2 separate regions of the Homo sapiens genome follow, and region 1 is linked to region 2. The links are chromatin contacts, found by Hi-C or POLR2A ChIA-PET in ENCODE. All regions are on one chromosome and are shown on one strand. Each heading gives the region's core, a stretch centred on a gene start or an enhancer-like site at or near the end of the contact. The rest is flanking DNA. Distances are from core to core; before and after follow the strand shown.

What was found. A loop is a pair of places that touch in the nucleus more often than their neighbours do. ChIA-PET counts read pairs that join two places held with the same protein, here RNA polymerase II (POLR2A). Pooled maps may share reads with other maps.
Region 1: a map of IMR-90 shows a loop between it and region 2 (2.0-fold over the local background). The contact joins two enhancer-like sites. A Hi-C loop is called at or near these places in 3 of 168 maps with a recorded cell type or tissue (Caco-2, IMR-90 and mammary epithelial cell) and 2 of 50 pooled maps. POLR2A ChIA-PET finds 5 or more read pairs at or near these places in 1 of 52 experiments (MCF 10A).

Annotation. Positions count from the first base shown.
Region 1 is chr10:106,568,888-106,575,613 of GRCh38, reverse strand. LOC105378472 (a long non-coding RNA gene) reads right to left here. Exons shown (of 3, transcript XR_946298.3): 2 at 5,083-5,172; 3 at 4,382-4,446. It overlaps SORCS1 (sortilin related VPS10 domain containing receptor 1), which reads left to right. Exons shown (of 26, transcript NM_052918.5): 26 at 1-1,951. Among named protein-coding and RNA genes, the nearest start is that of LINC02624, 430 kb to the right of the region's middle. Within about 2 kb of position 3,898, at least 2 of the 41 ENCODE cell types and tissues checked have a DNase peak (open chromatin) inside an H3K27ac peak, as active enhancers do; they include mammary epithelial cell, where a contact is called at or near this core.
Region 2 is chr10:106,418,267-106,425,487 of GRCh38, reverse strand. No RefSeq gene overlaps it. Among named protein-coding and RNA genes, the nearest start is that of LINC02624, 280 kb to the right of the region's middle. Within about 2 kb of position 1,292, at least 2 of the 41 ENCODE cell types and tissues checked have a DNase peak (open chromatin) inside an H3K27ac peak, as active enhancers do; they include mammary epithelial cell, where a contact is called at or near this core.

The DNA.
Region 1 (6,726 bases), core at 2,649-5,148, 150 kb before region 2:
AGCATGAAGAAACCCCATTTTTCCCAGGGTAATCATGAAAGAAGGCTCAGAGAAAGAGGGAAACAAAAGCCTGTTCAGCAGAGGCCCCTTTAGTATTATGGACTGGGCAAAGCCCACTATAAACTATAGGAGAAAGAAGTTCTGATAAACCTCTTAGTATGCTCAGCCTCCTTCTTTGCTATGTCCCTAAGCCAACAGGGTATAACACAGGCCCTGGTGATAATGAGGGTGTCCTAAAGATCCTGATGTCCATGACTTCATGTAGTTCAGGCACAGAAAGAATAGCAAAGCTGCTGTCAGAAGTTTGTCAGGCAGAGATGTTTATGGTTGAGGATACCCCATATGAATCTGGGAAATGGGCTAGGCCTGAGGCAGTCACCTATTTGTAGAACTCAATTGATCCCCAACCTGCCAGGCTTCCTATCTCATAGGAAACATCCTCATTGATCCTCTTCAGTTGGAGTCTCCCAAATTTAATGTGGAAGACAAAGTGTTGGAAAATCAAAAGAGGCTCACTCAAACCAGCACAGGGAGTCCTCAGAGTTGCAGTTCAATTCATTTTAATTAGAAAAGTATGAAAGAGGTATAACACTCTTATTCTAGCACAGTGCCTTGCCTAGAGTAGTAGTATGAAAACTATTTGTTGAAGAAATAAATGAATGGAAAGACATAGGGAAGAATGGGCTGTAAATCCTAATTAAAAATAGAGGTCGACATGAGATACCTGGCATTTTGGGAAGTGACCAAAGATGGCCAGCTAGAGATTCAGCATCTCCAGGATCCTCATGTGCCTCTCCTCAAAGCTCCCTCCCATCTGTAGGAGATTAGTGAGGCAAGGTGCTGCTCAGAGAGGAGGACCTCATTGTTCTTAGGACCTTGGCCAGTTGTTCTCAAAGTGTGGTACCTGGATCAGCAGTATCACTATCACTTGGGCTAGTTAGAGATCCAGATTCTGGATCCATACCCCATACCTACTGAATTAGAAACTCTAGGGGATGAATAGTGGTGTTCTCTGTTGCTAAGTGACAGTGGGCCCAGCCACCTATTTTAACAAGCCCTCCCAGTGATTGTGATACATACTAAAGTTTGAGAACCATTGTACTAGGCCATTCCAGCTGAATCTCAAACAGAAGGCAGTAATGAGAGCCTACAAATGGGAGGGACCTAAGTGCCTACCTACTCGCTAATCGCAGGTGCAAACACACAAGGAGTTTGGTGGGCTTAAGGTCAGAGGAGTGTGTAGGGAGGGATGTATGTGGAAGGTAAGATTCAGGGCAAGCTAAAAATCCGATACTGCAACGTTTTCCAAAATCCCAGAAGGCAAACTGTGCATGTTCTACCCTGAACCACCCAAGCAACACTTTCTACCTTGCCTTATTTTTAATTGGATTCACTGTCCAAAATGCAGAGGTTTGCTTTGCTTTTTTTTCAGAAGTTCCAAACAGCAACTTTGAGAGCAGTGGGGTGCTTGGCAGCTGTTCTGTGTTTTCCAGGAATCCAACTGAGCATTGAAATCTCTCATTTGCCGACTTATTTTTATAGGAAGCCAATTAAAAAAAAAAAAAGTTTTCTTATAGTATTGGAACTACTTCTAATTTTAAAATGACTTTTTTGATGTATTTTTTGTTAAATACTATGTAGTGTAATGTATAATTGCTCTTGTTTATTGCTTTTACAATCATATTTATTAAACAGATAATGTCTCTAAAGTCTTTGCCTCAGGTATTTTTTTTTTTAATCCTAAACCCTTGGTGTTCATTCTAAATATAGAAGTGTTGCATGTATAGGATTTCATAAAGGCTAATTGCATAAGAAAGAGTAAACACCACAGGCTTGAGGTTTTTGGCTGTTTTTTACTAACAAGGCAGAATGTATGTACTACCTGAATTCTACCTGCATTTCAATTAACTATACAATGTCTGTTTATTAAATTACTTTGATTTAAAAATTAGTCCAAACTGGTTATTTTGGAACGTACATGAGTACGTGTTCGTTATTATTAGTTCAGAATTCGAAATTATTGATGGGGAACAAACCCATTCAAATTTGTTCATAACCTTGTGGTTACCAAAGGACCGAACCTGCATGGAATGAACTGAAACATGGGGAGTGGTAAAAAACAGCAGATGAGTAAAAACAGCTGTGGACCTGGAATCAGGAAAGAGGAGTTCGCCTCTGGCTATGCCAGCTGTGTGACCTTGAGCAAATCATTTTAACATATAAGAGCTTTAGTGCTCTTGTTCATATAATTTGAAAGAAGATCCCTTCCAGCTCTGCCTTTCCAAATACTATGGGTGAGTCATTCCCCAAGAGTCCCAAATATTTGATTTAAAGTTAGCAGAAAATAACGTGGTAGACTGGATCCATCTTTTCAGCCCTGTGGCTTGCCTACGTAAGTGGCATTTCTCCCTGGGCATCATTTGGTGCTGATATTTGGCTGAAACATTTGTACAGGCATAAAACCCTCCCTAGCCTTCCCGAAGGCCTCCGAGACACAGAGTGGTGTTGCTTCAGCTCAATCTCAGCATGTGTGAAACTTCCTGTTACTTTAGGTGGCCCTTAACCTTTCCATTCCCACAGACTAAATTCCTGAATCTTTATTCCTTTCCAGGCCAGAGCCCATGCACCTCCTTCCTATCAGGAGCAATGTATCACCTGTGTCAGGCAAACAAACAGACAGCATCCCTATACACGTCAAACAGAGGGGAGTTAATACAGAAAATGTGTTGCTGGGTTAATGGAAGCACAAAAATACCAAATAGGAGCAGGTGAGGCAACTCTAAGATCAGCCTCAGTTGGAAGCCTCTCACTTCCCTGTGCTGGAGAGATCTGGGTATTACCAGAGCCCTGGAGTCAGGACCACCAGGTTGAAACTGAAGTCATGGAGGACTTGTCTGGCAGGAGCTGGAGCCATGGAGGAGACGTGACTGCTACCTGTCCTGTGATGCTGCCCAAGCAGAGGGGTAGGGAGAAGTAGCTCGCTTTTTCCCTTGCTCTGGTCTTCTCTGCTGTTGCCGATCCTTTTAACTGCACAAACCCAGCCACAAGCCAGTGGGCCGTGGAGCCTGGGAAATGTTGTTTTCTGGAATACAAAGTGAACCGCGAGGGAGTGGGAAATGGATTTGAGAGAACACAGGCAGGTGACTGGCACAGCACCCCTTTCATGGCCAGCCCATATCATAACCAATATATCTCCCCCAACCCAAATGCACCAGGTACTGTAGCTCACACCTGTAATCCCAGAGCTACGGGAGGCCAAGGTGAGGGGTTGGTTGGGGGAGATTGCTTGAGCCCAGGAGTTCCAGCCTGCAGTGAGCGATGATCATGCCACTGCACTCCAGCCTGGACAGCAGAGCAGGACCTTGTGTCTAAAAAATAATAATATGTAATCCCAGCACTTTGGGAGGCTGAGGCAGGTAGATCACATGAGGCTAGGAGTTTGAGACCAGACTGGCCAACATGGTGAAACCCTGTCTCTACTAAAAATACAAAAATTAGCTGGGTGTGGTGGTGCATGCCTGTAATCCCAGCTACTCTGGAAGCTGAGGCACAAGAATCACTTGAACCCGAGAGGCAGAGGTTGCAGTGAGCTGGGATTGCGCCACTGCACGCCAGCCTGGGCGACAGAGTGAGACTGTCTCAAAACAATAAATAATACGTAGTAGGTGCTCCTTTCTCTGTGACTATGTTCACGTATTTTTCTTTAAACATCACATATTTAGAACTTGGCTGTATGTTTATTTGTGGCACTTACGCCTTGCTCACCAAATTCTACACTCGTTTACAGAAGGATCTTTATTTTATTCATTTTATTATTTCAGCATTTAGGACTGGGCATTGCCATTAGGGGGCACTAGATAAATGTTTGCTGGAACTCAGCCCTTGATTTTCAGCTTAGTGTTGTGAGCAAGTCCATTTTATTCAGTGATGATCTCTGAGGTGGCTTCACAGTCCGATTCCTCTACCCCAGCTAGCACCTCTAATTACATGTTCAGTTGGTGTTTGTCAAGAATCAACATATCCCTGCCCATCTCTGTTACCACTCAAGCTGCTGTATTCCCAGAGCTATTCTTAGACATTAAGTGAAATAATTGCAGTTTAAGAAGAAGAAAAAAAAATGGCTAGAAACTAGCATAAAAAACAAAGGTCTAAGTTTGATTTCTGGATTACTATTAAAATGTGTTTTCCTATTCCCCAAGGAGTTAACAATACTGTGAAAATGCATGTTAGTCAGAGGCTTGTATAGTAGGGAAGTCCAAAATAATTCCAGATGGACAAATACAAGGAAATGGCTGTTATAAAGTTTTTGTGCTAAACACATGGAAAGAGACCCGTGTTTTACAGCATAGAGATATTTATTGATCAGTGTGTGGTGGACACTGTTTTAGGCAGTGAGAATCTTCTGTGAACAAGGCAGAAAACATGTCTGGCTTTATGAAGTAATACCTGAGTAGGAACAATGAACAAATAATATAATTTAATGTAACATATGCAATGCCATCAAACATATAAGATAATTTCAATATATCAAAATGTAAAAATAACATGATAGGTGACGGGGCGGCCAGAGTGACTAGGGGTGGGGGCGGGAGATGGGGAGAGTTGGTCCTCGGAAACAAAAATGTCTAGATGCTGAACAAAAACCTCTTCAGGATCTGAAGGCTAAAAAGGAGACAGCCATTTAGACACCTGCATGGTCCCAGTATGTTCAAAAGCCACCTTAGAACAACTGTGCCCAGAAAACAAACAATTTTGAACCTAAACAACAGTTAGAAATGTTTCTGAGTTTAAGGGAAAATAGCTCTTCCATTGCACATAAGCAGGGTCTTTCCCAGAGATCATCTGTACACTCAGTTGCACTATTATGTAACATGTGTTTCCAAAATCATCCCTCTATGCCAAATGGTATAATAAAGCCCATAAAGCTTAGGAAAAAAGATGGGGCTGGGGCACAACACACAAAAACTTTGTCATATCTCAGTGTAATGTGTCTCCGGGCACATTTTTAAAAAGGTACAAACCGAATAAAAATGGTAGCATAGTTTTACACACACTGAATAGTTAAATACACAAAACACTTACCTTGAAAAAGACTTGAAGTTTGCTTATGAGAGTGGGCGTTGGAATGCCTACAGCATGTGAGTTATTGTGAAGTGGTAGAAGGGAAGTTACCTGAAATCAGACAGAAATTTGCAATACCAAATACAGATAATGTGGCTGTAACACACAAGGCAAGTGGACGCAGCCGGCAGATGTTTGAGGGGTGTGTGTGTGTGTTCTGTGTACTTTTACACAGCTGATTTCAGCTGGATGCAGTTTTCTGCATTCATCTAGTTTTTCTCATTGACAAAATCATGCATAAGCAAATACAGCATTTGAATTATCCTCAAATTCTTCCTTAATATATCAATTACATTAGAACAAATTTATGTTTTCAAAACTGCTTGATAGCAGAACTGACTATAATTTAGGTGGCAGTTTAAAAGTACTGGTAGAGGGAAGAAACCCTACTTGACAGCAGAGGAAAAAGATAAGGAAATAGTGCTAATCCTCATTAAAATTGTCACCTCAGCCTGAGACCTTTCAGTGTAGGGACCAGCAGCCCTATTCACTTACACAGACCTTAGAACATCATCCAATTTCCACCTACCCCAGCAACAAATATTTAGAAACAGGCTTTGACCCAAACAATGTTAAGTTGTGGTTAGAACCCCTTGTTAAAGAAAAACATGGCTGGCCGGGCACAGTGAATGACACCTGTAATCCTAGAACTTTGGGAGGTCGAGGAGTTTGAGACCAGCCTGGGCAACATGGGGAAACCCCTTCTCTAATAAAAATACAAAAATTAGCTGGGTGTGGTGATGCACACCTGTAATCCCAGCTATTCAGGAGGCTGAGGCATGAGAATCGTTTGAGCCTGGCGGGTGGAGGTTGCAGTGACCCAAGATTGCACCACTGCCCTCCAGCCTGGGCAACAGAGCAAGACTGTCTCCAAAAACAAACCAACAAAAAAACATGGTGTGAAAAAGACATTTATGAAGTATTTGAAGGAAAGTAAAACAGCTGAAGATTTGAAATGTTTAAAAATAAATTCAAGGCCGCTAGATAATCATAAAACACTTTATAAACAATACTAAGTAAAATATTTCAATATATGCATTTCTATTTTCATAACATCTTTCTCTTTATGTGAATATTAATAACAGCTTGTAGATGCAGAAAAAGGATTCAGTAAGCACTATGTATAAACTAGTTAACAAACAATCAATATATATGCATATAATAAAATATAATTTCGTTAAAACTCTTTTCTAAAGAAGGACATGAGAAATGTTTCACATGATGTTAAGAGAAAGCAGAATTTAAGACTTTCATAGTATAATTTGTACAGAAAATAAGGACAGAACGAGATGAAAAATACTAACACAGGTTATTTCTAACTTGTAAAACTATGGGTGTTTTAATTCCCTTGATCTTTGTTTATATATCTTCTAAGATATTCTAATATTTGCTAATTAAGTTAGTTATGTAATTATTGTAAATAATATATAAAAGTTATAGGAAAATTCATAATTGTTGACAGCATATACTTAAATTCCTTTAATAAGTTAAAAACAACTTCTCTAGATAAGACAATTTTTTACCTTATGTGTATCAATTTAAATTCATATTGAGATACAAATATTATTTTGCAATTATGGCACCTGCAGTTTAACTCATGAAATT
Region 2 (7,221 bases), core at 43-2,542:
ACTTCAGCAGACTCTTGTTTCCCTGTTTTTACCTTTTGTCCCGGTGCAGTCCATCCTGCATACAGCATCAAATATTCGTTAACCCTCTGCTCAAAACTCTCCAATGGTTTTCCACTTAGAGTAAAAACCAAAGTCCAATTTGATGTAACTGCTATCATCTTTCCAACCTCAATTCCTACCACTAGCCCTGTCAATCATTCTTCTTCAGCTACCCTGGCCTCCTCTGTTGTTCCTTTAACATGCTAAGCACCTGCTCACCTCATGGGCTTTGAGCTTTTCTTTTCCTTTCTTGGAATGCTCTTCTGCCAGGCATATATATGACTCATTTTTTTCCAATCTCTGCTCAAACATTACCTTATTAGACAGTTATTTCCCCACTGCTTTATATAAAAAAGCACCCATGTGACGCCTTACTCTCCATATTCTTTTTCCTGCTTAATTTTTCTTCTTCTCTTTTATCATCACCTGCAATATGATACAATTATTTCATTATTTCTGTCTTTTCCCACTAACATATGAGGAGAACCATGCCTGGGCCATGGCAAAGACACAACATATATCTGTTTATTTTAATGAATTAATCACCCATAACCAACAGAACTGTAGTAGAGTGGTGAGGATATGTCTATTATTTAATATTGAGGAATGAAGTATAGTCATTTGGGATACCTCTATTTTTTTAACTCATTTTTTTCTTATCAACTTTAAATGAGGGTGGGCTACATCTGCACACTTCCAAATTATGGCCTTGGACTCAAGATTTTATAAATATTTCTGCAATTAAGGATAAGAAATAATGAATTATAAAATTTGACTTTAACCTCAGAAGCTTCTGGTAAAATTTAGATAAGAGGTCATAGAGAAAATAGTTCTGTTGCTTTCATAGAGCAGGAATATTCATGCCATCTTATTCTTAAAAATCTTCCAGAGTTTCTTTTTTTAAAAAGTAATGCATGGCTGAACTCTTCTTCTCACATTGTCCTTTTTTTTTTTTGCCTCCAGTAAAATTAAGCACTGTATGAATGAAAATAGATAGAGATAGTAAAGTACATCTTTTCCAAGAATATAACATAAGCCTGTGAACATTTCTTAGGTCATAGTCATATCCTACCCTCCACCCTCAAACATATGCTGACATGTCACAAGAAATGATTAGCTATTTTTTGGTATATTGGAAAAGTCATTATGATTCAGTGATGTAAGTACATCACTATGTACTTACTTATGTAAGTACTTACGTAAGTGCTTACTTACGTAAGTGCTTACTTATGTAAGTACTATGAGGGAAGAGGTTGTTACCAACACATGATAATACCATGAGTCCTCTGAATCCCAATCCATTGTATTGACTCAGAGGATCTTCAAACAAGTAATTTCTAAAAATTATGACTCAACTCTATTAGAATTTAATGGGGACATAGATATAAAGATCAAGTTTTAAGAGAAATATCATATACGACTGTAAGGCAAAGTTACTTAATCTGTTTCTATCTTTGCCCATGAAAATCTCAAAACAGCATAGTTTCTCAAAAGCAGATCAAACTTGAGCCTGAGAAACGTAGACCGGAAGGCTCGGCATGAAATTTTTTATTTTTGTCTAGTTTGAGCTAGAGAACATGTGTGCTAGGATGGAAAGAGTCCTGCTCTAAGAATAAGAGAACCATAGATTCCATCCAATTGGATCACTAACTGTATGACTTCAAATGCCTGTGGGCTTCAGTTTCTTCATAAGCAAAACAGTGGGGTTGCATAAATGACATTAGGGGCCCATTTCTGACTCTAGCTTATCATAAGACTAATAAAATTACCAACAAATCTATCTTCTGATGAAATTTAAAAAATAATTTTGATGTTTGCATATGCTAATTTTAATTGGGGGAAGCTGAAGAAGAAACTGAATCCATTTGGGATTACTATCTGACCTGTAGTAACAAGGAGATAATTTGGCAATTTGACAAGTGAACATAATGAACATTTTAGAAAACTCCTTCTGGTCCAACCATATATGAACTCCAAAGCCCACATTAAATCCTCTCCTTTGTGAGGAACTTTTCCAGATTAAAAATGTAAGAATTCCTCATGACTCCAAAGCTTCAACCAATTGGATCCAAGCTTTCAAAATACACTCTCCAAATACAAAAACAAATGACCTAAAACAGTACATTAAAATACTTTGCCAATATTTTCTCTTCTTTTTTTCCTACTGAAATAGTAAATATCTGAACGAAGAGACTATTTCTCTTTTTTTTTTCTTTTAAATTTCATCAAGTGACTAGTTTTGAGCTCATGTTCATGGTTTGGGTATTGAACATTTCATCATTTTATTATGTGAATAATGTATCCTATAAAATCAGGTTCTGTTTTTATTCTTATAACATCAGATTCCTGCTGTTCCATGAATTAATATTAACTGTGTTTCTGAGAATATGATGATAAAATGAAAGAATAATGATCATTGACTGATGAGTTTATTGGAGGTGGTTTGTTTCGCTTAGTTTTAGATTGTCAGCATCTACTCTGCTAAAGGCATTGGATTTCTATTTGTAATACATTAGACTTATCTTTAAAACAAATGAACACTGGAGACTACCAATGCCATAGATGAGCTCCTGCATGCTAATCTTTACACCACATTTTGCCTACAATTTATTCCTTCTCTGACACATTTAAACAACTTTCTCAACTCCAGATGATTTGGTTCATGACTTTCTTGAGATATAAATGTGTTGGCCTTAACATATGATGTATCCCTGCAACCAAGGAGACAAAAATGTTCTGTAATGTTCCATATCTAATTCCAGGAAAAAGCCTTTTCGGTTGTCTAGAATGTTATATAGTCTTAATAGAATTCAGTGAAGATTATTTTATTCTTATACAATATTGCTTCAGAACAAGAACAAATGGTACATCTGTGTATAAAAGTTAATTTTTCAAAGGCACGCTTCATTCTAACATCAAATTTAAAATGCCCTTTGAAGAACCTTTTGAATCTGAGAAAACAACAAATCAAAGATTGTATATCTAGAAAACCCCATCGTCTCAGCCCAAAATCTCCTTAAGCTGATAGGCAACTTCAGCAAAGTCTCAGGATACAAAATCAATGTGCAAAAATCACAAGCATTCTTATACACCAATAACAGACAAACAGAGAACCAAATCATGAGTGAACTCCCATTCACAATTGCTTCAAAGAGAATAAAATACCGAGGAATCCAACTTACAAGGGATGTGAAGGACCTCTTCAAGGAGAACTACAAACCACTGCTCAATGAAATTTTATTGAGGGTACAAACAAATGGAAGAACATTCCATGCTCATGAGTAGGAAGAATCAATATCATGAAAATAGCCATACTGCCCAACGTAATTTATAGATTCAATGCCATCCCCATCAAGCTACCAATGACTTTCTTCACAGAATTGGAAAAAACTACTTTAAAGTTCATATGGAACCAAAAAAGAGCCCGCATCGCCAAGTCAATCCTAAGCCAAAAGAGCAAAGCTGGAGGCATCATGCTACCTGACTTCAAACTATACTACAAGCTACAGTAACCAAAACAGCACGGTACTGGTACCAAAACAGAGATATAGACAAATGGAACAGAACAGAGCCCTCAGAAATAATGCTGCATATCTATAACCATCTGATCTTTGACAAACCTGACAAAAACAAGAAATGGGGAAAGGATTCCCTATTTAATAAATGCTGCTGGGAAAACTGGCTAGCCATATGTAGAAAGCTGAAACTGGATCCCTTCCTTACACCTTATACAAAAATTAATTCAACATGGATTAAAGACTTAAATGTTAGACCAGAAACCATCAAAACCCTAGAAGAAAACCTAGGCAATACCATTCAGGACATAGGCATAGGCAAGGACTTCATGTCTAAAACACCAAAAGCAATGGCAACAAAAGCCAAAATTGACAAATGGGATCTAATTAAACTAAAGAGCTTCTGCACAGCAAAAGAAACTACCATCAGAGTGAACAGGCAACCTACAGAATGGGAGAAATTTTTTGCAGTCTACTCATCTGACAAAGGGCTAATATCCAGAACTCCAAAAAATTTACAAGAAAAAAACAAACAATCCCATCAACAAGTGGGCGAAGGATATGAACAGACACTTCTCAAAAGAAGACCTTTATGCAGCCAAAAGACACAAGAAAAAATGCTCATCATCACTGGCCATGAGAGAAATGCAAATCAAAACCACAATGAGATACCGTGTCTCACACCAGTTAGAATGGCGATCATTAAAAAGTCAGGAAACAACAGGTGCTGGAGAGGATGTGGAGAGATAGGAACACTTTTACACTGTTGGTGGGACTGTAAACTAGTTCAATCATTGTGGAAGTCGGTGTGGCGATCCCTCAGGTATCTAGAACTAGAAATACCATTTGACCTAGCAATCCCATTACTAGGTATATACCCAAAGGATTATAAATGATGCTGCTATAAAGACACATGCACACATATGTTTACTGCGGCACTATTCACAATAGCAAAGACTTGGAACCAACCCAAATGTCCAACAATGATAGACTGGATTAAGAAAATGTGGCACATATACACCATGAAATACTATGCAGCCATAAAAAATGATGAGTTCATGTCCTTTGTAGGGACATGGATGAAGCTGGAAACCATCATTCTCAGCAAACTATTGCAAGGACAAAAACCAAGCACCGCATGTTCTCACTCATAGGTGGGAATTGAACAATGAGAATGCATGGACACAGGAAGGGGAACATCATACACCGGGGCCTGTTGTGGGGTGGGGGGAGCGGGGAGGGGTAGCATTAGGAGATATACCTAATGTTAAATGACGAGTTAATGGGTGCAGCACATCAACATAGCACATGTATACATATGTAACTAACCTGTACTTTGTGCACATGTACCCTAAAACTTAAAGTATGATAAAAAAAAAAAGCAAAACAAACAAACAAAAAAACCCTTTAGTACGTAAGGTTTATCTAGGTGCTGTGCAGAAATTTTGGCAAGTTAAAGTCATGGTCCTCTAGAACTAGTGTTTCAGAAGACATGCAAATCTAGAGAGTATATAAGTCAGGAGATGGCAAATATGGGAAAGGAACCAACTGGTTAAAATATGAATAAGGGTTATGCATTTTCCTCTTCATATAGAAAGATTGTTTTAGAAGAGGTATTGTCTGAGGAAAGGAGTCACACATCCTGGCAATTTATAATAGTAATAGCAGAAAACATTAGAGAGTGGGGAGATTAGAGAGCATTGGTAGGAATGATTTTTCTGTTTCTACAAAGCCATCCTTAGGTAGATCTTTCATGTCATCACATTAAATGTGAAAAGCATTTAGTTAGAGTGTTCATAACAAATGAGCATTTTTTACTACTTGTGCAAAAACAGAATGTTGATGTTACTTTTAGTTTTCATCACCGCTTTCTGCCTGTGATGAGCAGAGTCTTTACCTTTTTCTCATAATCCATTAAATCTTTTACTCTCTCTCTCTCTCTTTTAGCTTTAAAATGGTGTTATTCTTTCCAGCACTTGCCATAGAGGTGTAGGAGGTATATGTATTTATGAGGTACACCAGATGTTTTGATACATGCATGCAATGCCTAATAGTCACACCATGGAGAAGGGGGTTATTTATCGCTTCAAGCACTTACCTTTTATGTTACAAACAATTCAGTTATACTCTTTTAATTATTTTAAGATGTACAATTAAATTGTTATTAACTATAGTCACCCTGTTGTGCTATCAAATAGTAATTCATTTTTTCTAACTATATTTTTGTACCCCTCCCACCCTTCCCACAATTCTATTTTTAAATGTTTACGAAAATATTTGCGTGTTTTATGCCTCTCTCACTAGGTTTTAAGTTCCACCAGGTCAGGAACTGTGACTGTTATGTTCATCATTTCTGTAGCACGGGCAGGTTATCATTAAATATTTCACAGGCAGGTTATCATTAAATATTTCATAGGCAGGTTATCATTAAATATTTCACAGGCAGGTTATCATTAAATATTCTTTGTTAAAAATGAGATGAGGAGGAGATTTTTGCTTGATTTGTGAGAATAAGGTACAGATATGGATACTAATTTAGTAAAATTCTAATATGCAATTAAATTATGATATGAAATTAATTACAAATTTACTTATCTTTTATTTTTTTTCTTTTTAATTTTTTTATTTCAGTAGTTTTGGGGGAACAGGTGGTTTTTGGTTACAGAGATAACATCTTTAGTGGTGATTTCTGAGATTTTGGTACACCTGTCACCCAAGCAGTGTACACTGTACCCAACGTGTAGTGTTGTATCCCTTTTATCCCTCACCTTCCTCCCACCCTTCCCCACAAGACACCAAAGTCCATTTTATTATTCTCTTGCATTTGTGCCTTCATAGCTTAGCTCCTACTTATGAGAACATACAACATTCAGTTTTCCAGTCCCGATTTACTTCACTTAGAATAATGGTTTCCAACTCCATTCAGGTTGCTGTGGATGCCATTATTTCATTCTGTTTTATGATTTTGTAGTATTTCATGGCATATATATATATATATCTATATATATATGATATATAGATATATATATCTCTCACATTTTCTTTATTCACTTATTGGTTGATGGGCATTTAGGCTGGTTCCATATTTTTGCTGCTATGAACACGAGTTTGCAAGTGTCTTCTTCACACATTGACTTCTTTTTCTCTGGGTAGTACCCAGTAGTGGGATTACTGGATCAAATTGTAGTTTTACTTTTACATCTTTAAGGAATCTCCATACTGTTTTCCATAGTGGTTATTCTAGTTTACATTCCCACCAGCAGTGTAAAAGTGTTCCCTTTTCACCGCATCCATACTAACATCTATTATTTTTAATTTTTTTTTATGATGGCCACTCTTGCAGGAGTAAGTGGTATCCCATTGTGGTTTTAATTTGCATTTCCCTGATAATTGGAGATGTTGAACATTTTTTCATATATTAGTTGGCCATTTATATATCTTCTTTTGAGAATTGTCTATTCATGTCCATTGCACACTTTTCGATGGGATTATTTGGATTTTTCTTGTTGATTTCTTTGAGTTCCTTGTAGATTCCGGATATTGGTCCTTTTTTGGATACATAGTTTTTGAATATTTTCTCCCACTCTGTGGGTTGTCTAACTCTGCTGATTTTCTTTTCTGTGCAGAAGCTTTTAAGTTTAATTAGGCACTATCTATTTTTGTTTTT